Linked DNA regions of Homo sapiens: region 2 is linked to region 1. Evidence: chromatin loops called from intact Hi-C (ENCODE). Cell type or tissue: gastrocnemius medialis. All regions are shown on one strand. Each heading gives the region's core, and the rest is flanking DNA. Links, peaks and the distances in the headings are about the cores only. Region 1 overlaps ZYG11B (zyg-11 family member B, cell cycle regulator). Region 2 overlaps SHISAL2A (shisa like 2A).

Region 1 (15,848 bases), core at 2,601-10,600:
AGATACAATAAAGGAGCACTGTGAAAGCCCTTGTGTTCTGTTACAGGAATTGTCAGTCTTAGGAAGCTTTTGGGTAGGACATCTTGAGCCTGATTCTTATGAGTTGAGAGACCAGGCATGGTGACTCACGCCTATTACCCCAGCACTTTGGAGGCTGAGGCAGGAGGATCACTTGAGCCCAGGAGTTCAAACCTGAGCAACATAGTAAGACCCCGTCTCTACACAAAAACAAAAAATTAGCCAGACATGATGACACGTGCCTGTAGTCCCAGCTATTCGGATGGCTGAGGTGGGAGGATCTCTTGAGCCTGGGAAGTCGAGGCTGCAGTGAGTTGTGATTATGCTATTGTACTCCAGCCTGGGTGACAGAGCAAGACCCTGTCTCTAAAAAAAATAAAAGATAGAAAAAGAGATGTAAAAGAGAGAATTTTTTTTGTATTTTTTTACAGCTGTACAATGTGTTTATGTTTTGTTACTTCAAGAGTCAAAAAGTAGGCCAGGCGCGGTGGCTCACGCCTGTAATCCCAGCACTTTCGGAGGCGGAGGCGGGCGGATCACGAGGTCAGGAGATCGAGATCGTCCTGGCTAACATGGTGAAGCCTCGTCTCTACTAAAAATACAAAAAATTAGCCGGGCGTGGTTGCAGGCGCCTGTAGTCCCAGCTTCTCGGGAGGCTGAGGCAGGAGAATGGCCTGAAGCCGGGAGGCGGAGCTTGCAGTGAGCCGAGATCGTGCCACTGCACTCCAGCCTGGGCGACAGAGCGAGCCTCCGTCTCAAAAAAAAAAAAAAAGAGTCAAAAAGTTAATAAAAAAGTAAAAGTTCTGGGGGGCAGCCCCCGCCCGGCCAGCCGCCCCGTCCGGGAGGGAGGTGGGGGGCAGCCCCCGCCCGGCCAGCCGCCCCGTCCGGGAGGTGGGGGGCGCCTCTGCCCGGCCGCCCCGTCTGGGAAGTGAGGAGCCCCTCTGCCCGGCCGCCACCCCATCTGGGAGGTATACCCAACAGCTCATTGTGAACGGGCCATGATGACGATGGCGGTTTTGTCGAATAGAAAAGGGGGAAATGTGGGGAAAAGAGAGAGAAATCAGATTGTTGCTGTGTCTGTGTAGAGGGAAGTAGACGTAGGAGACTCCATTTGGTTCTGAGATTAGGGAGTCATCACCACTCCCTAATCTCAAGTACCCAGGGACACAAACACTGCGGAAGGCCGCAGGGTCTTCTGCCTAGGAAAACCAGAGACCCTTGTTCACTTGTTTATCTGCTGACCTTCCCTCCACTATTGTCCTATGACCCTGCCAAATCCCCCTCTCCGAGAAACACCCAAGAATGATCAATAAATACTAAAAAAAAAAAAAAAAAAAAAAGTAAAAGTTCATAAAATCGCTAAGAAAGTTACAGTAAGATAATGTTAATTTATTACTGAAGAAAGACAAATTTGCTCAGGAGTTCGAGACCAGCCTGGGCAACATAGCAAGACCTTGTCTTTACCAAAAATAAAAAAAAATTAGCTGGGTGCTTTGGTGCACACCTGTAGTCCCACGTATTATTCCAAAGGCTAAGGTGAGAGGATCGCTTGATTCCAGGAAATTGAGACTGCAGTGAGCTATGATCACACTACTGTACTCCAGCCTGGGTGATAGATTCTGTCCCCACCCCCCAAAAAGAAAAAACATTTAAATAAATTTAGTGTAGCTTAAGTATTTATAGTCTACAATAGTGTGCAGTAATGTCCTAGGCCTTCACATTCACTATCACTGATTCAACTGATATATTCCAAGTACCTTCCAGTCCTGCAAGCTCCATTTATGTTAAGTCCCCTCTACAGGTGTACCATTTTTTATCTTCTATGCCTATCCCTACTGTACCTTTTCTTTTCTTTCTTTTTTTTTTGAGACAGAGTCTCGCTCTGTCACCCAGACTGGAGTGCAGTGGCACAATTGATCTCAGCTCACTGCAACCTCCGCCTCCTGGGTTCAAGCGATTCTCCTGCCTCAGCCTCCCCAGTAGCTAGGACTACAGGCACAAGCCACCACACCCAGCTAATTTTTTTATTTTTAGTAGAGATGGGGTTTTACCATGTTGCCCAGGCTGGTCTCAAACTCCTAACCTTAAGTGATCTGCCCACCTCAGCCTCTCAAAGTGCTGGGATTACAGGTGTGAGCCACTGCATCCAGCCTTTTTCTATGTTTAGATTTTTCAGATACACAAATACTTAACATTTTGTTACAGTTGCCTACAGTATTCAGTACAGTAACATGCTGTACAGGTTTTTGCATCCTATCTACCACCTCTATGATCACACAATGACAAAATTGCCTAATGACACATTTCTCAGAATATATTCCTGTTGTTAAGCAACACATGACTGTACTAATATTATCCCCACTCTACATAGGATAGAACTGAGTGTCAGAAGAGCTAGGTAATTTGACCATTGTGATAACACTAGAATTCAACTTCAGTTCTACTGTTGTTCTTAACTACGATATTTCTAGAGAAGGGCTGGGTACGCTAGCTCACGCCTGTAATCCCAGCACTTTGGGAGGCCAAGGCGGGCGGATCATGAGGTCAGGAGATCGAGACCATCCTGACTAACATGGTGAAACCCCGTCTCTACTAAAAATACAAAAAGTTAGCCGGGCATGGTGGCACGCGCCTGTAGTCCCAGCTACTCAGGAGGCTGAGGCAGGAGAATCTCTTGAACCCGGGAGGCGGAGGAGGTTGCAGTGAGCTGAGATCGCGTTACTGCACTCCAGCCTGGCAGAGCGAGACTCCATATCAAAAAAAAAATATATTTCTAGAGAAGTCATTTTTGTGCCTCAGCTTTCTTAACTGTAAAATGAAAATTTTAATACTTTTTCTTCTACTTTGTAAGGTTATTGTGAGTATCAAATGAAATCAGGATGTGAATATGCTTTGTTTACTGTAAGGCATTGCTACCAGCATAATTCACAAAGGATATTTTTTCTTATAATTAACCAAAACATAAACCTCATTGCTCAGAGATTCTGAAGTCCACAAGTGCTCAGAAGGTTGAAATGCTTCTTTGCCATGGCTCTGGCAATACAGTAACAGAATGAAGCTTTTAATACACAAAACAAACTAACCAACAAAACAGATAACTGACTGAGTCTTGGGGAAATTACTGAGAATACCTCTAGTTGAGTGTTGTGTAAATGACTAAATACTTCAAGGCAGGAGCATTTAGGAAGACCAATAAAAACCGGAGTGGGGGTTGTGGGAAGGAAGGGTAGAGATTAAAAGAAAGCTATGAGAAGGTTTAGGAAGAGCTAATGGATTGAGATTCCTTTTTTGCCTTGTCTTCATTGCCCCATGCTCTCTGGTATGCCTTGCTTTTATAAGAAGCTGTGGTTCAAGAGCAGAGGATCTGCTTATAGGTAGTTCATTTATTCATACTTACTTCTTACTCAGTAGACACTGAAACATTTACTCTGTAAGCATAGGGGATATGGAGATGTATAAGGCATGGCTCTAACCTGGTGGTTTTCTTTGTTTTTGTTTGTTATGGAGTCTCACTCTGTTGCCCAGGCTGGAGTGCAGTGGCGCGATCTTGGCTCACTGCAACCTCTGCCTCCCGGTTCAAGCAATTCTCCTGCCTCAGCCTCCCGAGCAGCTGAGATTACAGGCATCCACCACCATGCCCAGCTAATTTTTGTATTTTTAGTAGAGATGGGGTTTCACCATGTTGGCCAGGCTGGTCTTGAACTCCCGACCTCAAGCAATCCACCCATCTCAGCCTCCCAAAGTGATGGGATTACAGGTGTGAGCCACTGCATCCAGCTGTTTTTTTTGTTTTGTTTTGTTTTGACGGAATTTTACTCTTGTTGCCCAGGCTGGAGTGCAATGGTGCAAACAAGGGGAGAATCGCTTGAATATTTAACTTTTTTTTTTTTTTGAGACGGAGTCTCACTCTGTCGCCTAGGCTGGAGTGCAGTGGCACTCGATCTCGGCTCACTGCAACCTCCACCTCCTGGGTTCAAGCAATTCTCCTGCCTCAGCCTCCTGAGTAGCAACTACAGGCGCGTGCCACCACGCCCAGCTAATTTTTTGTATTTTTTTTAGTAGAGACGGGGTTTCACTGTGTTAGCCAGGATGGTCTCGACCTCGTGATCCACCCGCCTTGGCCCCCCAAAACGTTGGGATTACAGGTGTGAGCCACCGCACCTGGCGAATATTTAACTCTTTAAGTTATGACCTGTGTGGTCTAGTCTTAGTGCAGTGTCATAATCCATGGAACACAATCCTGCAAACAAAAAGTCATTTTGAAATAACTCAGTCTTTATTTGCATTTCTTGAAACATCATGAAGTAGAATAGAGTTCACAGATAAACCAAGCAGAATTATTAACCCTTTCTGTATCCCCCAAACCCAGCATAGTCCCTGATATTTACCTATTAGAAGAACAAAAAGGAGAATGAGTTCAAATTAGGAGAGTGATAAAGGGACTTCCCTAGTTTCTGAAAAATTGTGCCAATTTACACTCCAACCAGCAGTATTTGAGAGGACCAATCTGGGCAAACTTTACTTGAAAAATTCACATTTATCAGGTTTATATCATGTCCCAAAAAAACACTATATTAACCAAAAAAATAAAGATCGGCCACTGTTTTTTTTTTTTTTTTTTTTTTTTTTTGCGGCTGGAATTGTTTTTCCTATTTGCTATAGAATATATTTTCAGCCATTGCTCAGGGGCTGTGTCACTCTGCTTGCTGTACTTGAGGTAATTACAGGGCTTCATTATCTCTTCTGACCATAATTAACAGATCTGGGTTAAATCTGGGATTTATTTTTGGAGTTTTTTTTTTTTTTTGGCGGGTAAGGTCTTTACTCCCCCCTCCATCCTTTCCCTCCATCTGAGAGGCCTTATGGGTAAGACAAAGGGCATGATATTTGGCATTGAAGATTGGTTCAAGGTCCAGTTCTGCCACATTCTAAATATATGAACTTGGGTACATTATTATTTCTGAGTTCCAGCATCCTCATATACAAAATGGTATCTAGTATAGAAGTTCTACAAGAAAGTTGTGAGGGGTAAATGATACAATGTGTGTAAGAAATGTGTTGTATGAATGTTGATCAGTCTTTGAAAGAACACTTGCCTGTCTACTAGGGTGCCAGATGTTATACTAGGTTCTAGGTATTAAGAAAAAGTCAGCACTGATTTCCTGTTTGATTCTTTACTACATTTCATCAGTTCTTTTCTGCAAAATATTTTTCACTTTTGATTTTTTTTTTTTTGCATTTTCATTGCCTGTACTCTAATCCATAGCATCATCACCTCCTGTCTGGGCCACTGTTAACTAGTTAGTCCCAAGTTGTATTTTGGCATTTATTTCAAAGCCAGACTAATAATTATTCTGTTTGAGAGATGATATGGTGTAGCAGAAAAAGTATGGACTTCATTATTAACAGACCTGGGTTTGTATCTTGGCCCCACTTTCTACAGTATGTGACACTGGGAAAGTTCCTTTACCACTCTCTTAATTTGAACTCACTCTTTTTTTTTTCTCTCTCTCGTAACAGGTAAAAATCAGGGACTGCATGTGGTTCTAGGGATAAAGGAAGGGTTAACAAGTTCCTTCTACTTGAAGAGTTCATGGCTGAGTGGGGTAAACAGATACAGTCATAGATAACCATGGTGTAACATGGAATTGTAAAAGAAAACTAGCTTGGGAATCAGATATAAAGGGCAGTGTATGTAGTGGTAAAAGCACAGATTTAACTCTAGAGTCAGATTGCTTGGGGTCTAATCCTGACTCTACCATTTATTAGCTCTGTAATCTTGAGCAAATTACTTAAACTCTGATAGCCTCAATGTCCTTATCTGTAGAATAGGGATACTGATGGAATTTAATTTATAGAATTCTTATGAGAAATAAATGAAATTATATATGTAAAGCACTTAGCATAGTTAGTAGCATATAGCACATAGCATATATTAGCATATAAGTGCTCTACAATTATAATTATGATATTAGTAGAGTAGTTAAGAACTTAAAAATATAAACTTTGGCCTCATTCTTGTGTTGAAGTCTGGGTTTAGCAATATATTGGCCATGTGAATATGGGGAAGAGATTTAACCTAAGCCTTATTTTCCTCATCTTTAAAATGCAATAATGTAATTGTGCTTGGCTCAGGATGTAGAAATGGAAAGAGATCTGCACCAGGACCTGATACAGAATAAATGCCTTGTAAAAGATAGCTGTTGTGATTTTTATTCTTGCTCTGCCATCTGCTGGCTGTTTTATCTCTGATATGTAAATTAATCTTTCTGAGCCTCAGTTTACTTTTGTTCAAAACAAAGTTGTTTATTGAAGATTGAAAATATTTATGAAGTACATAGGTGGCTGGCACCACACAGTTGTCATTCAGTACACAGTAGCTGTTGTTAATGGTACAATTTAATTTTTCAGGTGCTGAGAATAAAATTAATTCTGCCTTAGAAATTAGGAAAGACATCACAGAAGTAGTGAGCTTTGAATTTTGAAAGATGAGGCTGGCTGGGCATGGTGGCACATGCCTGTAATCCCAGCACTTTGGGAGTCCGAGGCGGGCAGATCACCTGAGTTCAGGAATTCGAGAGTAGCCTGGCCAACATGGTGAAACCCTGTCTCCACTGAAAATCTAAAAATTAGCTGGGCGTGGTGCACGCGCCTGTAATCCCAGCTACTTGGGAGTCTGAGGCAGGAGAATCACTTGAACTGGGAGGTGGAGGTTGCAGTGGGCACAAGAATCACTTGAATGGGGAGGTGGAGGTTGTGGTGAGCCAAGATCACACCACTGCACTCCAGCCTGGGCAACAGAGTGAGCTTCCATCTCAAAAAAAAAAAAAAAATGGCCGGGCGTGGTTGCTCACGCCTGTAATCCCAGCACTTTGGGAGGCTAAGGCAGGCAGATTGCCTGAGGTCAGGAGTTCAAGACCAGTCTGGCTAACATGATGAAACCCCGTTTCTACTAAAAATACAAAAAAATTAGTTAAGTGTGGTGCCGCGTGCCTGTAATCCCAGGTACTTGGGAGACTGAGGCAGGAGAATCGCTTGAACCCGGGAGGTGGAGGTTGCAGTGAGCCGAGATCGTGCCATTGCATTCCAGCTTGGACAACAAGTGCCAAACTATCTCCAAAAAAATAAACAAAATACCTAAATAAAAAAAGAAAGATGAGTGAGATTTTTGCTATAAAAGGACTAACAAAAGCTCTGAGATGTGAAAATATCTGTTACAGTACTTAAGGAATAGTAAGTGCTAGGTTGCTTAAACATGCAGTTTAGTGTATCTGGCAGGTAGCTTATTTGGGGCAGGGAGAAGGGAACAGTGAGAAAGGCTAGAGAGGAAGATTGGAACTAGCTAGGAAAATGTTTCGAATACCTTGCTAAAGTGTTTATACTTTATAGGTCTCTCTTTTTCCAACTTTTACTTGTAACAACTGAAGAAACTAAACTTGCTGGGGAATAGAGGAGGGAATTACTTGAAGCCAGTGTTCAAACAGGAATTTCTTGGTGATCTTGTGGGGTTTATTTTTTTTTATTTTTTATTTTTTTGAGATGGAGTTTTGCTCTCGTCGCCCAGGCTGGAGTGCAATGGTGCGATCTTGGCTCACCGCAACCTCCGCCTCCCGGGTTGCCACCACGCTTGGCTAATTTTTGTATTTTTATTAGAGACAGGGTTTTGCCATGTTGGCCAGGCTTGTCTTGAACTCCTGACCTCAGGTGATCCGCCTGCCTCAGCCTCCCAAACTGCTGGGATTACAGGCATGAGCCACCGTGCCCATCCTTATCAATTTTCAAAATACAGAGTTGATATTTCCCTGGTGTCCTTCAAAGATAACTAGTTGGTTTTTATTTTGTATCATTATGAACTCATGAATTGAACATATTTGAGGTGCAATTCCCTGTAGTTTTCAGCTGTTTTCCTGATCTTTGAAATGTGGAGTTTGGATAAGATGACCTCTAACCATCATTAGCATTTTGATGTATTTATTTCTAGTCTTGTGTTTACACTTGTTTAAACTATTTATTTTATTTTAATTTAGTTTTGAGACGGAGTCTTGCTCTGTCACCCAGGCAGTAGAGCAGTGGCACAATGTTGGCTCACTGCAACCTCCGCCTCCGGGGTTCAGGCGATTCTCCTGCCTCAGCCTCCCAAAATGCTGGGCTTGCAAGTGTGAGCCACTCTGCCTGGCCCCCAGCAACTATTTTTTTTTTTTTTTTGAGACGGAGTTTCACTCTTGTTACCCAGGCTAGAGTGCAGTGGCGCAATCTCGGCTCACTGCAACCTCCACCTCCCAGGTTCAAGTGATTCTCCTGCCTCAGCCTGCTGAATAGCTGGGATTACAGGCATGGGCCACCATGCCTGGCTAATTTTTGTATTTTTAGTAGAGACAGAGTTTCACTGTGTTGGTCAGGTTGATCTTGAACTCCTGACCTCAGGTGATCTGCCTGCCTTGGCCTCTCAAAGTGCTGAGATTACAGGTGTGAGCCATCGTGCCTGACTCTGGCAACTATTTTTAATAGCAGCTTTATTGAGATATAATTCACATACCATGCATTTCACCTATTAAAGTGTACCCAGTTCAGTGGTTTTTAGTATATGCAGAGTGGTGCAACTATAGCCACAATCAATTTTAGAACATTTTCATCACTCCAAAAAGAAGCCCTGTGCCCACTAGCATTCACTTTCCATTTTCTTCTAACCCACCTTCCCTCTAACCCTAAGCAACCAATAATCTCCTTTCTGTCTCTGTACATTTACCTCTTCTGAACAGTTCATACAAATGGGATCATACAATACGTGGTTTTTTTGTGACTGGCTTCTTCCACTTAGCATGTTTTCAAGGCTCATTCATGTTGTACAGTACATCAGCATTCCTGTTTTGCTAAGTAGTATTCCATTGTGGGGCTGTACTATATTTTGTTTATCCAGTCATCTGGTTTTTGTTGTTTCTGAAATAGAGTCTTGCTCTGTCACCCAGGCTGGAATGCAGTGGTGCCATCACGACTCACTGTAACCTCCCACTTCAGCTCCTGAGTAACTAAGACTACAGATACCTGCTACCACACCCAGCAAATTTTTGTGTTTTTTGTAGAGATGGGGTTTCACCATGTTGCCCAGGCTGGTCTCGAACTTCTGGGCCCAAGTGATCCTCCCAAAGTACTGGGATTACAATTGTGAGCCATCACGCCCACCCCATCCCACCCTACCCATTTATCAGTTTTGATGGATATATTTGGGTTGTTTCTACTATGATATAGTTAAAAAAAAAAAAAAATAGCCAGCGCGGTGGCTCACACCTGTAATCCCAGCACTTTGGGAGGCCGAGGCGGGCAGATCACTTGAGGTCAGGAATTTGAGACCAGCCTGGCCAACATGGTGAAACCCCGTCTCTACCAAAAATACAAAAATTAGCTGGGCGTGGTGGCATGTGCCTGTAGTCCCAGCTATTCTGGAGACTGAGGCAGGAGAATCACTGGAACCTGACGTGAGGCAGAGGTTGCAGTGAGCCAAGATTACACCACTGCACTCCAGCCTGAGTGACAGAGCAAGACTCCGTCTCAAAAACACACAAAAAACCCCCCAAAATTTGATCTTCATACCCTGTTTCTTGCACGTTAGCTCCCAAACCCCTTGGAAGCTCTGAAGTGAAAAGAGTTTTTGTATGCTAATGAGTTGACTGGTGTCCAGGAGCCCCTAGATAACTTCTTTCTGGGCTGGTTGCCAGAAGGACCAAGGCATGTGATAGGAAAAACAACATTTTTTCCTTCTTTATACTCCTTTATATTCACACCACTCTCAATATTTTTGATACCAAACCATATAGTAGGAGAAAACAAACTGTTTTCTCCTACTGTACTCTCAACACAGAACACTTCTGTGACCAGATGTGTGGTTTTTTTTTTTCCCTATACGGAGCAATTCTCCTATTCTCAGCAGACATCAATTGGGTGCCCTAAAATTTACCTCAGTTCTGACAGTAACCAGCATTAACATAGACCTCACAGGTGAGGGGCTCACTTCCACAAGATGGCCTCCCTCAGATGCCAATTCAGGTAGTAGGTCTCTGGATTAACCACAACACCTGTCAGTCTTGGCTACAAATTGGAGGTTCCCACACCTCCCTCCCTGGGTTTGATAATTTGCCAGAGTGCTCACAGAACCCATGAAAATTTTACTTACTTTAATACAAAGGATATTTTAAAGGATACAAATGAACAGCCAGATGGAAGAGATACATAGGGCAACCTATGGGGGAAGGAGCTTGAAGCTTCCATGCCTCCTCCAGCACACCCTACCCCACCCCTAGCACTTCAATGTGTGCAGCAGCCTGGATACTTTCCAAACCCCATTTTTGGGTGATTTTGTGGATGCATTATTACATATGCATGATTGATTAAATCATTGGCCATTGGTTATTAACAACTTTGAGTCCCTCTCCCCTCCCTGGAAGTTAATGGCAAGTGAAGTGCCTTCCTGAATTCTGTGAGTCATATTAGCAGATTATCAAACATGAGGCCCTCCTCAGGGGATCTTGGAATCCCACAGTTTATAGTTCATTGGTCAGAAGTACAAGTGGAAATCTGGGACTTGTGACTGGCACCTGCAGTGGGGACAGTGGCCTAAACTGTAGTGCTATGCTAATTCTGGGTAGTTAGTGTCAGAATTCGAATTGAATTGTAGGATACCCAGTTGGTGTCAGAACTGGTTGTTGGCGTGGGAAAAGCCCAGAAATTTGGTGTCAGTAGTGTTGTGAGTAAAAACAATTCGGACCATTTTTTTTTTCTTGGGGTGGGGTACAGAGTCTCGCTATGTCGCCCAGGCTGGAGTGCAGCAGCATGATCTCAGCTCACTGCAACCTCTGCCTCCTGTGTTCAAGTGATTCTCCTGCTTCAGCCTCCTGAATAGCTGGGATTACAGAAGTGCACCACCACACCCAGCTAATTTTTGTATTTTTAGGAGAGACGGGGTTTCACCAAGTTGGTTAGGCTGGTCTTGAACACCTGACCTCATGATCCACCCACCTCGGCCTCCCAAACTTCTAGGATTACAGGTGTGAGCTGCCGTGCCTGACCTCAGACCACTTTTTAACTATTATGAACAATGCTTCTGTAAACATTCACATACAAGATTTTGTGTGGACATGTTTTTATTTCTGGGTATATACTTAGGAGTAGAATTGCTGGATCGTATTGGTAACTGTTTAATTTTGTAATAAACTGCTAAGCTGTTTTCCAAGGCAGCTGCAACATTTTTATTTCCACCAGTAATGTATGAGGTTTCCAATTTTTTCTCCCATCAGCAATTATTGTCCATGGTTGTTCTTCTTCTTCTGGTTGTTGTTGTTGTTGTTCTTTTTTTTTTTTTTTGACAGAGTCTCGCTCTGTCACCCAGGCTGGCGTGCAATGGCGTGATCTTGGCTTATTGCAATCTCCACCTCCCAGGTTCAAGCAATTCTCCTGCCTCAGCCTTACCCTAGTAGCTGAGATTACAGGCATCTGCCAACATGCCTGGCTAATTTTTTGTGTTTTTTTGTTTTTTTTGAGACAGAGTTTCGCTCTTGTTGCCCAGGCCGGAGTGCAATGGTGTGATCTCGGCTCATCGCAACCTCTGCCTCCCGGGTGCAAGCGATTCTCCTGCCTCAGCCTCCCAAGTAGCTGGGATTACAGGCATGCACCACCACGCCCAGCTAATTTTGTATTTTTAGTAGAGATGGAGTTTCTCCATGTTGGTCAGGCTGGTCTTGAACTCCCGACCGCAGGTGATCCACCCGCCTCGGCCTCCCAAAATGCTGGGATTACAGGCGTAAGCCACTGTGCCTGGTCACTTTTTGTATTTTTACTAGAGACAGGGTTTTACCATGTTGGCCAGGCTGGTCTCGAACTCCTGACCTTAGGTGATCTGTCTGCCTCGGCCTCCCAAGTATTACAGGTGTGAGCCACTGTGCCTGGCCCCCTTTGCCTTTTTTTTTTTGAGATGGAGTCTGGCTCTATTGCCCAGGCTTGAGTGCAGTGGCACCATCCTGCCTCACTGCAACCTCTGCCTCCTGGGTTCAAGCGATTCTCCTGCCTCAGCCTCCCAAGTAGCTGGGACTACAGACACCTACAACCACACCAGCTAATTTTTGTATTTTTAGTAGAGACGAGGCTTCACCATGTTGGCCAGGCTGGTCTTGAACTCCTGACCTCAGGTGATCCGCCCACCTTGGCCTCCCAAAGTGTTGGGAGGCCACTGCACCCGGCCTACCTTTGACTATTTCTCGGCCTTTTGGCTAAGATCAAGTGTAGTATCTGTTCTTATCAGTTTATTTTACATTTATTTATTTTTTGAGATGGAGTTTCCCTCTTGTCGCCCAGGCTGGAGTGCAATGGCGCAATCTCAGCTGACTGCAACCTCCGCCTCCCGGGTTCAAGCAATTCTCCTGCCTCAGCCTCCCAAGTAGCTGGGGTTACAGGCATGCGCCACCACACCTGGGTAATTTTTGTATTTTTTGTAGAGATGGGGTTTCACCATGTTCCTCAGACTGGTCTCAAACTGCTGGGCTCAGGCAATATTCCTGCCTCAGCCTTTCAGAGTTCTGGCATTACAGGCATTAGCCACCGTGCCCTTTTCACTTTCTTTATGGTGATCTTTGAAGCACAAAAGTTTTTAATTTTTTTGAAGTTTAATAGATATACATTGGTGTCATATCTAAGAAACTTTACTGATCTAAAGCCCGGACTTTTTACACCTATGTTTTCTTCTAAGAGAAACAATCTTAGCTCTACTATTTAGGACCTTGATCTATTTTGTGGTAATTTTTCTATATGATGTGAGATAGGACTTTGTCTTTATTCTTTTGTATGTTGATGTCCAGTGGTCCCAGCATCATTTGTTGAAAAGCCTATTCTTTTTTTTTTTTTTTTTGAGACGGAGTCTTGCTCTGTCGCCCAGGCTGTGGAGTGCAGTGACATGATCTCAGCTCACTGCAAGCTCCGCCTCCTGTGTTCACGCCATTCTCCTGCCTCAGCCACCGGAGTAGCTGGGACTACAGGCGCCCGCCACCATGCCTGGCTAATTTTTTTGTATTTTTAGTAGAGATGGGATTTGACCGTGTTAGCCAGGATGGTCTCGATCTCCTGACCTCATGATCCGCCCACCTCGGCCTCCCAAAGTGCTGGGATTACAGGCGGGAGCCACTGCACCCGGCCAAAAAGCAAGCCCGTTGAATTATCCTGGCATTCTTGTCAATATCAATTGACCACGAATGTAAGAGTTTATTGCTGAACTCTGAATTCTAGTTCATTGATCTATGTGTCTATCCTTATGCTGGTGCCATACAGTTTTGATTACTTTAGTAATCAAAGTCTTTCAACTTTGTTTTTCTTTTCCAAGATCGTTTTGGCTATTCTAGGTGTTGCATTTCCATATGAATCTTAGGATAAGCTTGTCTTTTTTGTTTGTTTTATGAGACGGAGTTTCGCTCTTGTTGCCCAGGCTAGAGTGCAATGGCATAATCTCAGCTCACTGCAACCTCTGCCTCCCAGGTTCAAGCAGTTCTCCTGCCTCAGCCTCCCAAGTAGCTGGGATTACAGGCATGTGCCGCCACACCTGGCTAATTTTGTATTAGTGTTTAGTGGAGACAGGGTTTCTCCATGTTGGTCAGGCTGGTCTCGAACTCCCGACCTCAGGTGATCCACCTGCCTCGGCCTCCCAAAGTGCTGGGATTACAGGCGTGAGCCACCACACCCGGCTTTGTTTGTTTTTTGAGACAGAGCCTCACTCTATCACCCAGGCTGGAGTTCAGTGGCATAATCTCGGCTCACTACAACTTCCGCCTCTTGGATTCAAGTGATTCTCCTGCCTCAGCCTCCTGAGTAGCTGGAACTACAGGCGTCCACCACCATGCCTAGCTAATTTTTGTATTTTTAGTGGAGATGGGGTTTTGCCATGTTGGCCAGGCTGGTCTCGAACTCCTGGCCTCAAGTGATCCTCCCACCTCGGCCCTACCCTATTTTTAAAAAATAGCTCTCTCAGCTTCATACTCATGTCTGAACAGCATATTGTGATGCTTTAGTTGGTTACAAGCTTCCTAAGCTCTGAGGTCTTCCGCTCACCATCCCTGACTGATTAGAACCCCCTGCTGTGTGCTTACTTAATACCCAGTGTGTCCTCTATTTTAATACTAAAGGGGCTGTATGTAAATGTTTGTTTCAGTGTTTCACTTCTATTGCTTCTTGAGAACATAGATCACAGATTGTATTCCACTGCCTTACACAGTGTCTAGCATATGATAGACACTAAAGAAATACTTGTGAAATGAGTAAATGAATGTTTTGTTCTCTGCTTTTCTGGAAACTAACTAGTTGGTTTTTGTGTTTCTTTTATATTTTTCCCTGGGCTCCAAGGAGGAGGCGTCTCCCTATTCCTTACTTGATATCTGCTTGAATTTCTTGACTACTCACCTTGAGAAGTTCTGTTCAGCCAGACAAGATGGAACATTGTGTCTGCAGGAACCTGGAGTATTCCCACAGGAGGTGGCTGATCGACTGCTTCGGACCATGGCTTTTCATGGTAAAAAAATAAACAGAGGAAACAAAAATTATGTGCTGTTAATTAGATTTGATTTTGAAGTGCTACAGTAGCCATTTAATTATTTTCTTAGAAATAACTGAGAAGGCCAAATGAGCCTGATTCCAGGACTATGAATTCATTTATTTTTACCTATCTTGCCTCTTACTGTGTAATTTATAATAAACATTTTTCTTTTTTTTTTTTTTTTTTCCTTGACAGGGTCTCACTCTGTTACCCAGGCTGGAGTGCAGTGGTGCAAACACGGCTCACTGCAGTCTCAACCTCCTGGGCTCAGGTGATCCTCCCAGCTCAGCCTCCTGTGTAGCTGGGACCACAGGCTTGTGCCACCACATCTGGCTAATTTCAACATTTTTCATTTCTAATGGGGCAAACGTTTTTTGACTTTGAGAAGTCTTTTTTTTTTTTTAAATTTTTTAAGAAACAGGGCCTTGTTCTGTTGCCCAGGCTGGAGTACAGTAGCACAAAACTCCTGGGCTCATGTGATCCTCCTGGTTCAGCTTCCTGAGTAGCTGGGACTATAGCTTGGCTAATTTTTTTATTTTTATTTTTGTAGAGATAAGGTCTCACTCTGTTGCCAAGGCTGGCCTCAAACTCCTTTCCTCAAGCAATCTTCCAACCTTGGCCTCCCAAAGCACTGGGATCATAGGCATGAGCCACCATGCCCAGGTGAGAAGTCATTCTTATGTCAGAAATAACTCCTATAACTTGTATCCATTTGGAGGTTTGCCAGTATAAAATACCTTACATCGGGCCGGGCGTGGTGGCTCATGCCTGTAATCCCAGCACTTTGGGAGGCCGAGGCAGGTGAATCACCTGAGGTCAGGAGTTCGAGACCAGCCTGGCCAAGATGGCGAAACCCCATCTTTACTAAAATACAAAAATTAGCTGAGTGTGGCAATACGTGCCTATAATCTCAGCTACTCGGGAGGGTGAGACAGGAGAATCGCTTGAACCCAGGAGACAGAGGTTGCAGTGAGCCGAGGTTGTACCACTGCACTCCAGCCTGGGCGACAGAGCAAGACTCTGTCTCAAAACAAACAAACTAACAATAACAAAAAGCCTTATGTCTTCATTTGACAGTAGGAGGATTATTACTGTTATGGAAAAACTAATTTCTGATTTTGACCTTTGAGATGGGAAATCACAGCCAATTTAGTACTTTGGTTTTCAAAAACCAGTGCTGAAAATCAACTGGGAAGCTCTTATCTGTGTAGTTTTGCTTATGTATGGAGTATTTTTGTTACTTCAAGTTTTAATTTGAAAGAGATAT
Region 2 (15,848 bases), core at 7,849-15,848, 83 kb before region 1:
TGCCCAGGCTGGTTTTGAACTCCTGGGCTCAAGCAATTCTCCCTTCTTGGCCTCTCAAAGTGTGGGGATTACAAGTGTGAGCCACTGTGCCTGGCCAAAATGGCAGTTTTATAGATAGATAGATAGATAGATAGATAGATAGATAGACAGATAGATAGATAGATAGATAAGCTAATTCTCAAATTTATATATAGAGAGACAAAGGAACTAGAATAGCTAAAGTAATACTGAAAAAGAATAATGAAGTTGGAGGAAATCACACTACTCAATTTTAAGACTTATTGTATAGCAACAATAATAAACAGTAAGGAGGATAGTGTGGTATTGGAGGAGGGACAGACACATGCATAGATCAAAATATGGTCCAGAAGTAGACTGACATCATAAGGTTGTCCAACAGATTTTTGATGAAGGTGCAAAATCAATTCAACTGGGGAAGATAGTCTTTTCAATAAATGGTGTTAAAACAACTAAACTTCCATAAGTAAAAAATAAACCTTTACCTAGATCTCACACCTTGTACAAAAATTATCTCAAAAAAGATCTAAATGTAAACCAAAAAACTCTAACACTTTTAGAAGAAAACAGGGAAAAATCTTCATGACATGCGGTTATGCAAAGAATTCTTAAACAAGACATCAAAAGCACAATACATTTTAAAAAAGATAAGCCAGTATTCATCAAAGTTCAAAATTTTAATGCTGTGAAAGATCCTGTTAAGAGGATGAAAAGGCAAGCCTCAGACTGGAGAATATATTCACATATTTGACAAAATATATAAGGATTGGTCGGGTGTGGTGGCTCATGCCTGTAATCCCAGCACTTTGGGAGGCCCAGGTGGGTGGATCACTTGAGGTCAGGAGTTCAAGACAAGCCTGGCTGACATGGCGAAACCCCGTCTCTACTAAAAATACAAAAAGAATTAGCCAGGTCTTGTGGCACAAGCCTGTAATCCCAGCTACTCAGGAGGCTGAGGCAGGAGAATCACTTGAACCCAGGAAATGGAGGTTGTGGTGAGCTGAGATCACGCCACTGCACTCCAGCCTGGGTGACAGAGTGATATGTCTCAATAAATGAATAAATAAATAAATAAAACAAAATATATAAAGAACACCCTAAACTCAACATTAAGAAAACAAATGATCCCATTAGAAAATGAGCAGAAGACTTGAACAGACACTTCATTAAAGACAAACAGAGAACAATCTATGTTTTAAAATGTCCAGGCATGGTGGCTCAGGCCTGTAACCCCAGCAACTTGGGAAGCCAAGGCAGGAGGATAACTTGAGCCCAGGACTTCAGGATAGCCTGGGAAATATAATGAGACCCTGTATCTACAAAAAAAAAAAAAAAAAAAAAAAAAAAGGTGGATGTGGTGGTGCACACCTATAGACCTAGCTACTCAGGAGGCTGAGGTGGGAAGATCACCTGAGCCCAGGAGGTCAAGGCTGTAGTGCGCCATGTTCAAGCCACTGCACTCCAGTCTTGGCAACAGTGCAAGACCCTATCTCAAAATAAAATAATGTTTTTGAAAAAGGATATATAGGTGGCAAATAGGCACATGAAAATATGTTCAACTTCATTAGTCATTAAGGAAATGCAGATTAAAGCCACAATGAGATGCCATCTCAAGGAGCACAGGTAATGGAAAGAGATTGAAAGCTTTCAGAAAGAATAGTACATAGACTCACTTGATCTTAGAAAGATCTTAGATCTCTCTGGCTACAGCATGGAGGACGTGATGGAGGGGCCCCCACTGGAGGCCGTTCCAGGGGTCTGGGCAGAAGAAGATGAAAGCCTGATCTAAGGTGGTAGCCTTGAGGATGGAGAGAAATGGGTGGATACCACAGATGACTATTAGGTGGAACCAGCAGGACCTGGCTTTGTGAAAGGGCCGAGGTAGAAGGTGTGAGAGATGACTCGAATTTTTGGCTTAAACACTTGATACATTTTTTTATCTAGAAAGACAGAAATGTTCAATTGTGTCAAATGCTCCTGATTAAAAAAAGAAAAAGGAAAAAAGAATCAGAGTCCTATAACTGGTAAAGTAAAATTTAAAATAAATAAATAATGTTAAATGTTCCTGATAAGGGAGATAAGGATTTAGAAGTGACTATGGGTTTAGTGACAAATAGTTTGAAGGTATAGTGGGGGCAGAACAAAGTAAGTTGCAGCTGAACAAGTCATGAATGGAAGGTAGAGAATAATAAGGCCAAGTGGACTTCCTTTCAAGCTTTGATTTAAGAGGAAGAGAGAAGATAAGTCACTCAGCAAAGAGAAGCATGGAATCTATTCTCAAAGCGAGAACAATCTATGTTTTAAAAATGTCCACCACTCTTCTCCATACTAGCTGTATGGTAATCCTGTGTTCTCATCTATAAAATGGATTTCTAATAGTACCTACCTCATAGGGTTATGGTGAAGGTCAAGTCTTCATAGCTCTTAACAATTGTTTCTTATCTGTTTCCTCCACCAAACTACAAGTTCATGAGCAACACTGACAGCTCTCAGTGCATAATGTGGTGTATTGTTAATAAATACATGTTAAACAAATGATGCTTCTAAGGCTCTGACCACAGTGCACTGCCCAAGGTAAGCACCAGAGAAGTCAGCTGGGGAGTGTGATCCTGTTGGGGAAGAAGAGAGCCACACACCCTCAGTTTGCTGTTTTCCAGGCCCTGAGGAGGTTTCTCCTGACTGCCAAGGTGTGAACACAGGCATGGCGGCAGAAGTGCCAAAAGTGAGCCCTCTCCAGCAGAGTTACTCCTGCTTGAACCCGCAGCTGGAGAGCAATGAGGGGCAGGCTGTGAACTCCAAACGCCTCCTCCATCATTGCTTCATGGCCACAGTGACCACCAGTGACATTCCAGGCAGCCCTGAGGAAGCCTCTGTACCCAACCCTGACCTATGTGGACCAGTCCCATAAACATTCAATAAATGTCTCCATACCATCCCCTTCTGGAGTCTCTTCAGTGAAAGGTGGGAGTGGGAAAGGACTTTAGAGCCTAGCATGATAAATGAGGGCTTCTCCCAGCAAAGATACCCAGCCCTGCTGTGGACCCTGCCATACTGTTCTGCTTGGCCTATTGTGGGCCAAAGAACTTTGACATGACTCCTAGGAAAAATGGTCAGTAACAACTCCATGCAATCGGGTGGAAGCCTGGGGCCTGTGAAGGCACAGAGGAGCCCCTCACCCAACTGGGAAGTCAGAGAACTCTGACATGGTTTTCCTGCCCCACAGTAGGTGTATTTAGGAGCCCCTGAGAAGATGATTAGCCCTCAGAGGGGGATGATCTCTGCCTCTTCAGCAGCTCTGCCTCACCCTGGAGTGCGCCATCCTGGAGTAAGCCCCTTGCAGAGGGACGGATAGAGAGGGAGTATGTTGTGCACAGGGCTCAGGCGTCATTCTATTTCTTAGGTAGATGAAGGAGTGAGTGCTAAGTGAGAGAATGAATAGGGGCAGGGCGCGGCAGTTCACGCCTGTAGTCCTAGAGCTTTGGGAGGACAAGGTGGATGGATCACTTGAGCCCACTTATTCAAGACCAGCTTGGGCAACACAGTGAGACCCAGACTCTACAAAAAATTTAAAAATTAGCCACATGTGGTGGCTTATACCTGTAGTTGCAGCTACTTGGGAGGCTGAAGCAGGAGAATCAGTTGAGCCCTGGAGGTCGAGGCTGCAGTGAGCTATGATCACACCACTGCACTCCAGCCTGGGCAAGACCTCATCACAAAAAAAGAAGAAGAATGAATGAATGAATGAATGGTTATCAGACTGAATACAGGCTCCAGAGGGTGGACTCTGCCACTGTGTGGCCTTGATAAAGTCCCTTGTCTTCCTGAGCCTCAGTCCCCTTGCTGGGTTATTGCAAGTGTTCAATGAGGTGATGGATTTGAACTCACTTCGTAAACATTAAATTACTAGAAGACTTTTTTTTTTTTTGAGACGGAGTTTTGCTCTGTCACTTAGGCTAGAGTGCAATGGCATGATCTCAGCTCAGTGCAACCTCCGCCTTCCGGGTTCAAGTGATCCTCCCACCTCAGCCTCCCAAGTAATTGGGACTACAGGTGTGTGCCACCATGCCTGGCTAATTTTTGTATTTTTAGTGGAGACGGGGTTTCACCATGTTGGCCAGGCTGGTCTTGAACTCCTGACCTCAAGTGATCCGCCTGCCTTGGCCTCCCAAAGTGCTGGGATTACAGATGTGAGCCACCACACCTGGCCTGTTAAAAGACTTTTTAAATGACCAATGGATGATAACATAGTATTCCTGCTAAAAGACTTTTTAAATTACAAATGGACAATAACAGTAAACTATGTAATACTGAACAACTCTGGAGCCAAATGCCTGGTTAAAATCCTGCCCCTGTCACTTACTTGCTAGGTAACCTCTGTGCCTCAGTCCTCTCATCTATATAAGCTGGAATCTTAGTAGTATCTTCTAATAGGGCTTGGGGAAGGACTAAATTACTAAGTCCATGCAAGTACATAGAAAAGTGTTGGCAAATGGAAAGCACTATGTGTTAGCTATTATTATTATTTTTAACATGTCTTATTATTAATCTGATCGCAAAGGAATCTTAGGGCAAGATGCTGACTGTCAGCCCTCCCTCCTGGCTGCTCTCCTAACTTTGGCGATGGCTTTTAGGCTTCGCCTTCGGAATGCAAGACAAGGACTGTGGAGACGCAGCTCAGCAGCCACCAAAAGCAGCTCTTGACATTTCAGACAGTGACATGACCTGCTGCTGGATTTGGCAACAGTGAAAGAGTCACTCTTAGATACCTGTGCCTGAGGCCAGCCAAAGGGTACATGATGGGGTGGCAAGACAGGGTGAGTCACCCACAGAAGTGTTCTAGGCTGGAAGTCAAGAGATTTTGGTTCTGGTCTTGCTTCATTTGTTGTTGTTGGTGGTGGTGGTGGTGGTGGTGTGTGTGTGTGTGTGTGTGCTCTTTTATTTCAGCATTTTTTTTTTGAGACAGTCTCATTCTGTCACCAGGCTGGAGTGCAGTGGAGATCATAGCTCACTGCAACCTCAAACTCCTGACACAAGCAATCCTTCTGCCTCAGCCTCCCAAGCAACTGTGACTACAGGTGCGTGCCACTGTGTCCAGCTAATTTTTAAATTTTTTTTTTATCGAGACGGGTGGTTGCTATGTTGCCTAGGCTAGCCTTGAACGTGTTGGGATTACAGGTGTGAGCCACTGCACCCAGCCTATTTTCAGCACTTAAAACCCAGCACCCTTGTCCATTTACTGCACACTTAGTGGTATCCATTCTATTCTAGGACCTGTGCAGGTTGCCACAAACAAGAGGAATCAGACAGTTCTCACCCTCAAGGGGCTCACATGGAGGACAAGGCAGGCACACAAATGGCCAGGAGGCCCAGTGGTGGCCCTTCATGGGGCTTTAGGGAGGAAGAAATGATGTCTGAGCTGAATCATCAAAGATGACTCAAAGTTTCCAGGTGAGACAGGAACAGAAAACATTATGGTCAGAATACAGCTTGTTCACAATAGTGAGAGCGAGCCAGTGTGGCCCAGGACCTGCAAGTTATTTGTTATAGAAAGAGCTTAGGGTACTTGTATATATGTGGTGGGGCTGGGTGATATTGGGATGTTTAGTCCCTGACGCTCTGTGCGACCCTTCACAGGACGAATTCCTTCTCTGTCCTTGGTATCCTCATCAGAAAAATCCAACTTTTCTCTGAACACTTTCAAGGGAGACTGGGAGGTTTCAGGAAAGAATCTGATAATGCCCTTGCCTTTAGGCTGCTAGCAGTCAGAAGGGGGAGATGCTGTGTGCATTCCAAACGCTAAAGTGGTCATCCGCGGCCTAAGGCAGTGGTTCTCAAACTCGAGGCTGCATCAGAATCAGCTGTGTGGAGGGCTTGTTAAAACACAGAATGCTGGCCTCCTACCCCAGTGTCTGACTCAGTAGGTCAGGAGTAAGTCCCCAGAATTTGCATTTCTAACAAATTCCAGGTGATGCTGATGATGCTGGTCTGAGACCACCCTTTGAGCACAACAGCCTCTGCAAGAACAAAAACAAGCTTTGAGGACTCCGAGCCAGAGAGATGTGGGGGAGACCGCACACTGAGCAAGGCCCTGAAGACCTGGTAGAATTTCCCCAACAGTTGGAGAAAGGGAATGTACATGCTGCTTTTGCTGACCTACACATCCTAGGCCTCATAAAGCCCCTCCCTGCCCCCCAACAGCTCCTCTCCTTTGAATTCAATCAAGGCTCAGAGCCGGCTGTCACTGGGGTTGGCTAGTCTGGGTCCTGCATTAGAAACAAACTGCCCACCCTGTGTGATAGGAGCCCCTCCCCCAGGGCAGCCGCAGTGGGAGGATGCTGGGTGGGCTGATACGCAGACAGAAATAGTCTGAGCTCACCGCTGTTCCCAAGCACACATCGACCGGCAATTATTTCTTGTAAATTGCTTTCCCGGTTATGTTCAGAACATGTGTGTGTGCCTGCCTGAGAACAAACACTCAGAGGGCACAGGGCGGAGGAGCTAGCTGGAGAGTGGGCTTCGGATGGAGGGGAGTGAATCTTCAGCCCAGAATTAGAGAATGTTGAATCTTGGAACTTGGAAACGTTAGAACATTCCACTCCCCTTTACAGCTATCCTGCTAGGTGTTTTTTTCTCAGACGTTCACATTTGTTTGTCCATTCAACATTGATTGACAATGATTTTCTGCCAGAATCTTGGCTAAATGAGGTCCCGATCCCTATCTTCAAGAAGCTCATTGCTACAGGCATTTACAAAAGATCCCTAATCTAGCCAAAGACTTTGGGAAGGCCTCCTGGAGTAAGCAATAACTGGATTAAGTTTAAAGGACCCACTGACAGGTGAAAGGAGGTTTCTGGTACAAGATGAGGAACAGCATTTAAGGCAGAAGGAACAGCATACATGAAGACCTATGGCTAAGAGAGACCATATGGTTCTTTCAGGTAACAATAAGTAGTTCAGTTTGGGTAGACACAAGGTGGGAATGGTGAAAGATGAAGCTGGAAGGGTAGACGAGCCAAGTCCTGAAGCCTTTGCCATATTAAGGGGCTTGGTCTTTATCCCGAGGGCAAAAGGGAGCCACAGGAAAGGGTTTCAAGCATGGAAAGGAACTCGACAACACCTTTTGTGAGCACTTGCTTCCTGTTCTCTGTAACATTGAAGTGAAATTTGCCATTCAGGATCTCTGCCTTTGGGGCCCTTTGGTTGCAGATCCTTCAGAAGTCTAAAGGACAGTGATGTCTCATGTATCCACAAGAAATGACTTGGGCCCTAGACATCTGTCCTCCGGTCAGGGGGAGGCCATTCTACTGCCTGACTGACTCATGACACTGCTCCTCCTGATCTGTGCCTGTTGGCTCAGGGGCCAGGGCACAAGACAGCCAAAGCCAGGCTGCAGGCCACAGCCCAGGAGAGCTCCATGCCTTGCTCGGTCCCAGAACCCTGGGTCCCACCTGGGAAGTCTCGTGTGTGGAACACTCACAGGGGTGTGAAGGGCTCCTTGCATACCTTCTCCATCCCTCACAGGATCAAGGCCACCCAGAGCAGATGACCCACTCTGAGAGAGTTGACTGAAGACACACTGTGGGCCCACCACTGTGACAAGCCCTTAGAATAGAATACGGCCGGGCATGGTGGCTCACAGCTATAATCCCAGCACTTTGGGAGGCCAAGGAGGGCGGATAACCTGAGGTCAGGAGTTCCAGACCAGCCTGGTCAACATGGTGAAACCCCGTCTCTACTAAAAATACAAAAAATTAGCCAGGCATGGTGGCAGGTGCCTGTAATCCCAGCTACTCGGGAGGCTGAGGCAGGAGAATCGCTTGAACCCAGGAGGAGGAGGTTGCGGTGATCTGAGATTGCGCCACTGCACTCCAGCCTGGGTGACAGAGCAAGACTCCGTCTCAAAAAAAAAAAAATAATAATAATCCTGCAACCCCGCCCTTCAGGCCTTACTTACTAGAGATGAAGAGTAGGTTTGACCCGTGAAACCCCTAGAGAACAGTCAGAGAGAGATCCCAAACAAATGCCAAGATGTGGGGTAAGGACCATTAGAGTTGCAAAGATTCTAAGGCAGGAGAAAAGAAACAGTCTGGAAGCCTTCATGGAGGAAGCAGGGGTTGAACTTAATCTTGATGGACCATGGCAATACTTGAAGGGTCTCATCCAGGTAGAGGAAGCATTCTATCCTGTCAACTTTCTATTTTATTTTATTTTATTTATTTATTTATTTATTGAGACAGAGTCTTGCTCTGTCACCCAGGCTGGAGTGCGATGTCTCAATCTCAGCTCACTGCAACCTCCACCTCCCGGGTTCAAGTGATTCTCCTGCCTCAGCCTTGTGAGTAGCTGGGATTACAGGCCCCTGCCAATATGCCCGGCTAATTTTTTTTTTTTTTTTTTAAATAAAGATGGGGTTTTACCGTGTTGGCCAGGCTGGTCTTGAACTCCAGACCTCAAGTGATCTGCCCACTTAGGCCTCCCAAAGTGCTGGGATTACAGGCGTGAGGTACCGCCCCCCCACCCTTTCTGTTTTAAAGAGAGTACCCCTTAGGGCTCCAAGGGCTCTGGACAAGTAGATCTCTCTAGCCCCACCTTCAGCCATAGTCCGCTAACCAACAGACTATCTTTTGTGTGCCAGGTCTTGTCCTGGGCTCTAGGAACAAAGAAATGAATCAGTCATAATTCCTGCCCTCAGGGAATTCTCAGGCTACTGGAGGAAGACTGCTAGGTTAAATAGACAGTTAAATACACTGTGGAAAGTGCCATGGTTTGTTTATTCAAGCACAGGGCAAAATCACTACTTGTCCAGCACAGAGGGCTGCTGTCGTGCAGCCAGCCTTATCTCCAAGGAGGCCTTTCTCCGGGAAGTAGGGAGCTTCATTGTGAAACCTTCATCTTCTAAACCTCCAGCTCCGGGTTCTCAAGCCCCGCCTTCTCTCCTGGCTGCTGTAGGTTACCATGGAAGCCGTAAGCCCCTCGCAGCTCCCTGCGGTTCCACACCCCTCCCTCTTCTCCATCTCTCTTAGCTCTTTGTCCTGTGGCTGCAGATGTCCTCCCGGGCTGATCAACTCCCGAACTTTCCCCAGGGTGAGAATTATTATCCCCATTTGAAATAGGGAAAAACTGAGACCCAGAGGCGTGAGGGATTTGCCCCAGACCCCTCGCAGCCCGTTACTGGCAGAATCCCAAGCACAGGTTCCCTCCAAGCACCTCCTCCGCCCTCCCCGCAACCACCCCTCTGTGTGGCGTTCATTATGCGCTCCTATCCACCAAAGCTTATGTTTGCTTTTTTTCTTCTTTCCGTATCTTTGGTAGTTTAACTTCTTATTCTAAGAAAATCAGAACATGTGGCCGGGCGCGGTGGCTCACGCCTGTAATCCCAGCACTTTGGGAGGCCAAGACGGGTGGATCACCTAAGGTCATGAGGTCGAGACCAGCCTGGCCAACATGGTGAAACCCCGTCTCTACTAAATATACAAAAATTAGCCGGGCGTGGTGGCGCATGCCTGTGATCCCAGCTACTCGGGAAGCTGACGCAGGAGAATCGCTTGAACCTGGGAGGTGGAGGTTGCAGTGAGCTGAGACTGCATCATTGCATTCCAGCCTGGGCAACAAGAGCGAAACTGCGTCTAAAAAAAAAGAAAAGAAAGAAAGAAAATCAGAACATGTGCTGACTAACCCTTGAAGTAACTTGAAGTTCAGTCTTTACATTAGTGACTTAAATCTATTCTTGGATATGTTGTTTAAGTCCTTTGTGAACTGAAAATAGTGCTGGATGATAAAACCTGCCAAAAAGCTATCGCAGAATGTACCAACCCTGATTATGCTGATGCAACAATGATAGTCATATTTTTGAGCATTGCAATATGCCAAAATGCATTCTGAAAAACCATACTTGACCGTGCAGAATTTACACAACAGAGAATTTGAACACATTATACCAAATAGAAGTGTTTATATAACTACAGAAGACAAAGGTATCGAAACCTTGGCATATGGAAAATAGAATTTGTCCTGCAAGACCAGCCCATTTTATTTATTTATTTTTTAATTTTAATTTTTATTCTTTTTTTTTTTTTGAGACATAATCTCGCTCTGTCGCCCAGGCTGGAGTGCAGTGGCGCGATCTCCGCTCGCTGCAAGCTCTGCCTCTCGGGTTCACGCCATTCTCCTGCCTCAGCCTCTCGAATAGCTGGGACTACAGGCGCCGGCCACCACGCCCAGCTAATTTTTTTTTTTTTTTGAAACCGAGTTTTGCTCTTGTTGCCCAGGCTGGAGTGCAGTGGCGCAATCTTGGCTCACCGCAACCTCCACCTCCCGGGTTCAAGCGATTCTCCTGCCTCAGCCTCCCGAGTAGCTGAGATTACAGGCGTGTGCCACCATGCCCGGCTAATTTTTTTGTATTTTTAGTAGAGACGGGGTTTCTCCATGTTGGTCAGGCTGGTCTCAAACTCCCGACCTCAGGTGATCTGCCCGCCTTGGCCTCCCAAAGTTGTTGGGATTGCAGGCGTGAGCCACCGCGCTCGGCCCTGATTTTTTGTATTTTTTAGGAGAGACGGGGTTTCACTGTGTTGGCCAGGATGGTCTCCATCTCCTGACCTCGTGATCCGCCTGCCTCGGCCTCCCAAAGTGCTGGGATTACAGGCATGAGCCGCTGCACCCCGGCTATTTTTATTCTAAGACAGGATCTTGCTCTGTGCCCAGTCTGGAGTGCAGTGGTGCAATCATGGCTCACTGCAGTCTTGACCTCCCTGGCATAAGTGATCCTCCTGCCTCAGCCTTCTGAGTAGTTGGGACTACAGGCGCACACCACCACGCCTAGCTAATTTTTGTATTTTTAGTAGAGACGAGGTTTTGCCAAGTTGCCCAGGCTGGTCTCGAACTCCCAGGCTCAAGCAATCCGCCAGCCAGCCCATTTTGATCTGCACAATACTTAAGCTGAAGGTATAATACCACCCACCCCTATGCGATGTCTGTACAGATGTGAAAGGACTTTGGAAGTTGTGATGTGCTCGACAGATGTTATTTATTGTTACTAAATGAAAGTTGGGGAAAGATCTCCTAGATTTCTTCCCAAGGGGCTCCAATTGTCAGACTGTTCAATTCTGAAATTTTCTATTGTTAACATATGTGGTGCTAAAGGTCTGTAATTGTGGAATCTTGAGCCTGATTCTAATCCTGTGAAACCAGAATCCTGTGAATCTGACATTCTGTAACTCTATCCAAGTGGGAGGTCAAGGTCTGAAGGCCAGGGCAGGGTGGGGACAGAGGTCAGCAGGAGGATCCCACTCCCCTAGGGAGGAGCAGTTGTCCCCGATGTCTTCTACCTGGGCTCACCCTTGGAGCTACAGCCTCATTATCATTCAGACTTATCATGAGCTCATCACCCTTCCTCCAACCAGCCCTCCCTGGGGCCTCATTGTATGCATTATCCATATTCATTACACATTTTTCTTCCATTAAGTCGAATTAAGCCACTTTGCCAACACTGCAGGAACCAAAATCTCCCTCAATAAGTATGGGCCCTATTGGGGCCCAGAGGAGGCCCTAAGTTAGGACAAATCTACCCATCCCCACCTCCCTCCCATCCTTCTTCTCAAGCACCATCCCCCCCCACTTCCCTGTACCCCAGATCACATGGAAGCTGCAGAAGCACTCCTTTCTGCAAGTTCTGGTACATGGTGTTCCCTCCCTGATGGCCTCACAGGCAGCTGCTGACTCACCCCAGGTTGCTAATGCATCAGGTAGCCATGTATTCCGATGGAGCTGCTTCATAAAATGTAGCAGCGTGTGCATGTGTGAGCTCACATGTGTGAACATGACCAGAGCACCGGCCCTGGGCTGTGGACTTGAGACCTGGATTCTAGGCCACCACTATTTACAGGGTTACCTTGAGCTAATGCCTTCCTCTCTGTCTCAAGAGAATATCCCAGCCCTTCTGGCCTCACTAGGTTGTTTGGATACTTACGAAGAAATGTGTTAATAATACATTGTTCTACAATGTGTTATGAAGTAAAGTGATATCTAAATGCAGTGTACCGGCTGGGAGCGGTGGCTCACGCCTGTAATCCTAACACTTTGGACGACTGAGACGGGGGGATCACTTGAGGTCCGGAGTTCAAGACCAGCCTGGACAACATGATGAAACCGTGCCTCTACTAAAAGTACAAAAATTAGCTGGGCGTGGTGGCAGGCGCCTGTAGTCCCAGCTACTTGGGAGGCTGAGGCAGGAGAATCACTTGAACCCAGGAGGCGGAGGTTGCAGTGAGCCAAGATTGCGCCGCTGCACTCCAGCCTGGGCAACAGAGTGAGATTCTGTCTCAAATTAATTAATTAATTAATTAAATGCAGTGTACCACCAAGATGTCCATGTCCAGCCCCATAGCACCACCTGCTGTGTGACCTTAGGCAGATCATTTTACTTCTCTGAACTTTTGTTTCTGTGCACACGCGCGTGTGTGTGTGTGTGTGTCTATAGTTTTTTGAGTGCTTACTATATGCTGAGCATTGTGTCTGGCATGTTATGGGGTTTACGCTGTACCAGTCAAGATTCTCAGTTGTAAACAAATTCTCAGAGGTAGTTGCCAGAAACTACCTCTGGCAAAATTAAGCAAAAAGGGTCTTTACTGGAAAGCTATTGGATGTCTCACTGAAATGACAGGGAGACCACAAAGCTAGATGAGAATCAAGGGCAGCTGGGCACGGCCAAAGTCCTGCCATGGGAACTATGTGTTTAGGACAGACTCTGCCTCTAGCCACACAGATACTTGCTGATCACCACTGCACTGCTAGGCTCTTGCCCCATTGCAGCCACCTGAAGTAATCTCTGTCCTTGCCCCTCTGCTAACTGCCACCAGACTCAGCCCATGTAGGGCATTGACTTGGCCAATCACAAGCCCACAAGGGTCAGGAGGAGTTGCTGCCTCCTTCAGCTCCCACATAGCTTGGAATTCCTCCAGATAGGGAGTGTTTGGATGCTGGGTGGCCCAGAGCAATCAATGTCCACTATAGGCTTCACCAATTCTGAGTTTGGTAATATTACATTTTACAGGTGAAGAGACTGAGGCTCTGAAAGGTTTATATACTGGTTACCCAGCTAGTATGGGTACACGAACACCTACCTTGCAGGAATGGAAGAAGTAAATGGGCGTAGTTAGTCAGCACGAGTTCATTCCTCTTTTCCCCTCAGTAATAGCTCTTGCTGGGAATGTTTGCTCCGCCATGGGGAAGTCTTTCAAAGATTTGTTCACATTCTCTATGACCCTGCAGGTGGTTCCTAACTTCCTGGCAACAACCACAATTGTAATTCGTTCAAAGAGATTGACTGCTGTGGAGACAGATCATCACCATCACCATCACCATCACCATCACCACCACCACCATCATCATCATTGTCATCGTCATCATTATGTTGCTTTTAGCTCACTGGAGCCTCACAGAACCCTGTGAGGTAGGTATTACCTCAGTTTACCAAATGAGAAAACTGGGGCTCGGAGGGGGTTTCATGGCTGTCCCAGACTTACAAAGCAAGTCAGAACCAGAATCATATCTAAATCTTCTGTCTGCAGAATCCACTCTATCACGTGGCCTCTATTTCAAAGAAGCAGGCCAAAAACAGGACATACAGCATTTGACATAGACATGGACCATCAAGGCAGGGAGATCCTAGCCCCTTTGCATCCTTTCTGCTTTTTCACTGGTAGGAAAGTTGAGTTCTAGAGAGAAATGCCCTGCCCAACCTCACACAGTGCCATTGGTGAAGCCTCCATGGTTTGAATATAGTTCTCTTGCCACCCAGTTTAGTAAGCATTCCCCACACCATTATGGAGCTCATTTCAAAGTTGAAGTAACTGAGATGGTCACCCCGGGAGTAAATGGCCCACCCAGCTGTTGGGATGAGTACATAGCTAATGTGTGGGCCCAGAAGAAAGGCCATGGCAGCAGGGTGGCTGGGAGGTAGCAGGCTTTGCACGTCCAGAAAATTCTGTTCTCTCAAAATCAGGAAATGTCTCCACACTTTAAGATGCAGTTATCCTCTCCTGGTTGGAATTGATTGCAACATACTTCAATTTGTGGGTTATTGGAATAGCTGGGGAAAGTCTGAAGGTAATTAGACCTGGATAGACCAAACATGTGTGGCCCAAAGAACTGAACAGTCTGTGATTAGCACCTTGATCTGAGGCCCACAGGTAGGTACTGGGAAATTTCCGTGCACTTTGGCTTTTGAGGCAGCCTTCCCATTTGAAAATGCCCCCCACCCCTCCCTGACTCCTTCCAGCGTCAGCTTAGAGAGTATTCCTCTAGGAAATTGTTTTTGACTCCCAAGCTGAGTTGGGATCTCCTCTGGTCTCCCACAGCTTCTCTGTGTCATAGCCCCGACCACACTGGATTGTCATTTTCTATGTGTCCATCTCGCCATTATGGACTGTTAATTCCAGGGCATGGACAGATCTTCCTCAGAGGAGGCCTCAGCAAGTGTCAGCCACACGAATGAGTGTATGGAGCAAAGGAGGAGTGAACGTCTAGGAGACCAGCCGTTACCCCAACTCCTCCCCATCCGCTCCTACTCTGGACTCCAATCTATGCCCTACCCCAGCTCTTGGATTTGGCCTTTGGATCAGGTTCTTCTGGTAATGAAGCCTCACCTTTCCCCCAACTAACTCTGATCTGGCCTACCCTGCTCCTGACTAACCTCAAGGATCCTGAGTCTCCTTCAGCCTAACAGCTCCAGAAGCTGAACTCCAGCCCTAAGAGCCCCAGCTGCAGACAGGCCTCTGGCCAAGAGCTTAGTCAGGCTACCCTGACTAAGCCACAGGGTTGGCATGCCCTCTGGGCAGCCCCTGAACCGGGCTCTGAAAACACAGGAATGGACAAGGTAATCTACCCGAGTCCTGAGCCTGCAAGGTAGTTGAGACAGATCTTGAAGGAGAGTGGGCACAGTCAGAAAGGAAAAAGTGGCTCAGTGTAAAATAAAACTGACACAAGCCCATGTACCAGCAGCCAATTGGATCTTTTTTTTTTTTTTTTTTTTGAGATGGGGCTTCTCTTATTGCCCAGGCTGGTCTTGAACTTCTGAGCTCAAGCGATCCTCCCACCTTGGCCTACCAAAGTGCTGGGATTACAGGCGTGAACCACCAATTGGATCTTTACTGGACCCCTACAGGGCACTGAGCTAGGGAATGTTGGAGATTCAGAGGCTGAATCAGATAGCAGCCCAACCCTGAGATACAACTGAGCTACAGGCAAGAGGATACTACCGGGCGCAGTGGCTCACACCTGTAATCCCAGCACTTTGGGAGGCCGAGGCGGGTGGATCATGTGAGGCCAGGAGTTCGAGAATACCCTGGCCAACATGGTGAAACCCCATCTCTATTAAAAATACAAAAATTAGCTGGGGTTGGTGGCACATGCCTGTAAACCTAGCTACTTGAGAGGCTGAGACACGAGAATCACTTGAACCTGGGAGGTGGAGGTTGCAGTGAGCTGTGATCACGCCACTGCACCCCAGCCTGGGTGACAGAGCGAGACTCTGTCTCAAAAAAAAAAAAAAAAAAAGAGGATGCTAAGACATCTGGAAGGTGGTGTTCTATTGAGAAAAAAAAAACAAGGTAGGGACAAAAGCGAAGGCCTAGAATGATACAAAAAGTGCAGAACATAGTGACCTACACAGCTACATTTGTGTAGGCCCAGTTACATCAACATTCTAGAATATCCTAATATTCTGACACACTAATGTTCCAGCACACCACATTCTGTCATGTTGTCATTCCATTCTGGGGAGCACTCCACCCCACCAACATTCCTCTCTCTGCCATTCCAATGTTCCATCCCAC

Evidence for each region. Peaks named below come from ENCODE experiments on the same cell type or tissue, not always from the same donor. Only the 100,000 strongest peaks of a DNase experiment are listed, where the experiment ranks them.
Region 2: a loop joins it to region 1, with 2.3 times the contacts of the local background. A loop is called at or near these places in 2 of 110 quality-filtered maps.

Annotation. Positions count from the first base shown.
Region 1 is chr1:52,742,067-52,757,914 of GRCh38, forward strand. It overlaps ZYG11B (zyg-11 family member B, cell cycle regulator), which reads left to right. Exons shown (of 14, transcript NM_024646.3): 2 at 14,392-14,557. It also overlaps the pseudogene RNU2-30P. Among named protein-coding and RNA genes, the nearest start is that of ZYG11B, 24 kb to the left of the region's middle. In gastrocnemius medialis, for the core only: a CTCF peak has its summit at 6,274 (motif pointing left); no DNase peak of the experiment used is centred there; H3K27ac peaks cover 7,365 bases.
Region 2 is chr1:52,654,115-52,669,962 of GRCh38, forward strand. SHISAL2A (shisa like 2A) reads left to right here. Exons shown (of 3, transcript NM_001042693.3): 3 at 2,676-2,951. The coding sequence ends at 2,926. Among named protein-coding and RNA genes, the nearest start is that of SHISAL2A, 29 kb to the left of the region's middle. RefSeq lists silencers at 8,843-9,137, 12,223-12,517. In gastrocnemius medialis, for the core only: a CTCF peak has its summit at 12,450 (motif pointing left); a DNase peak (open chromatin) is centred at 11,717; H3K27ac peaks cover 5,180 bases.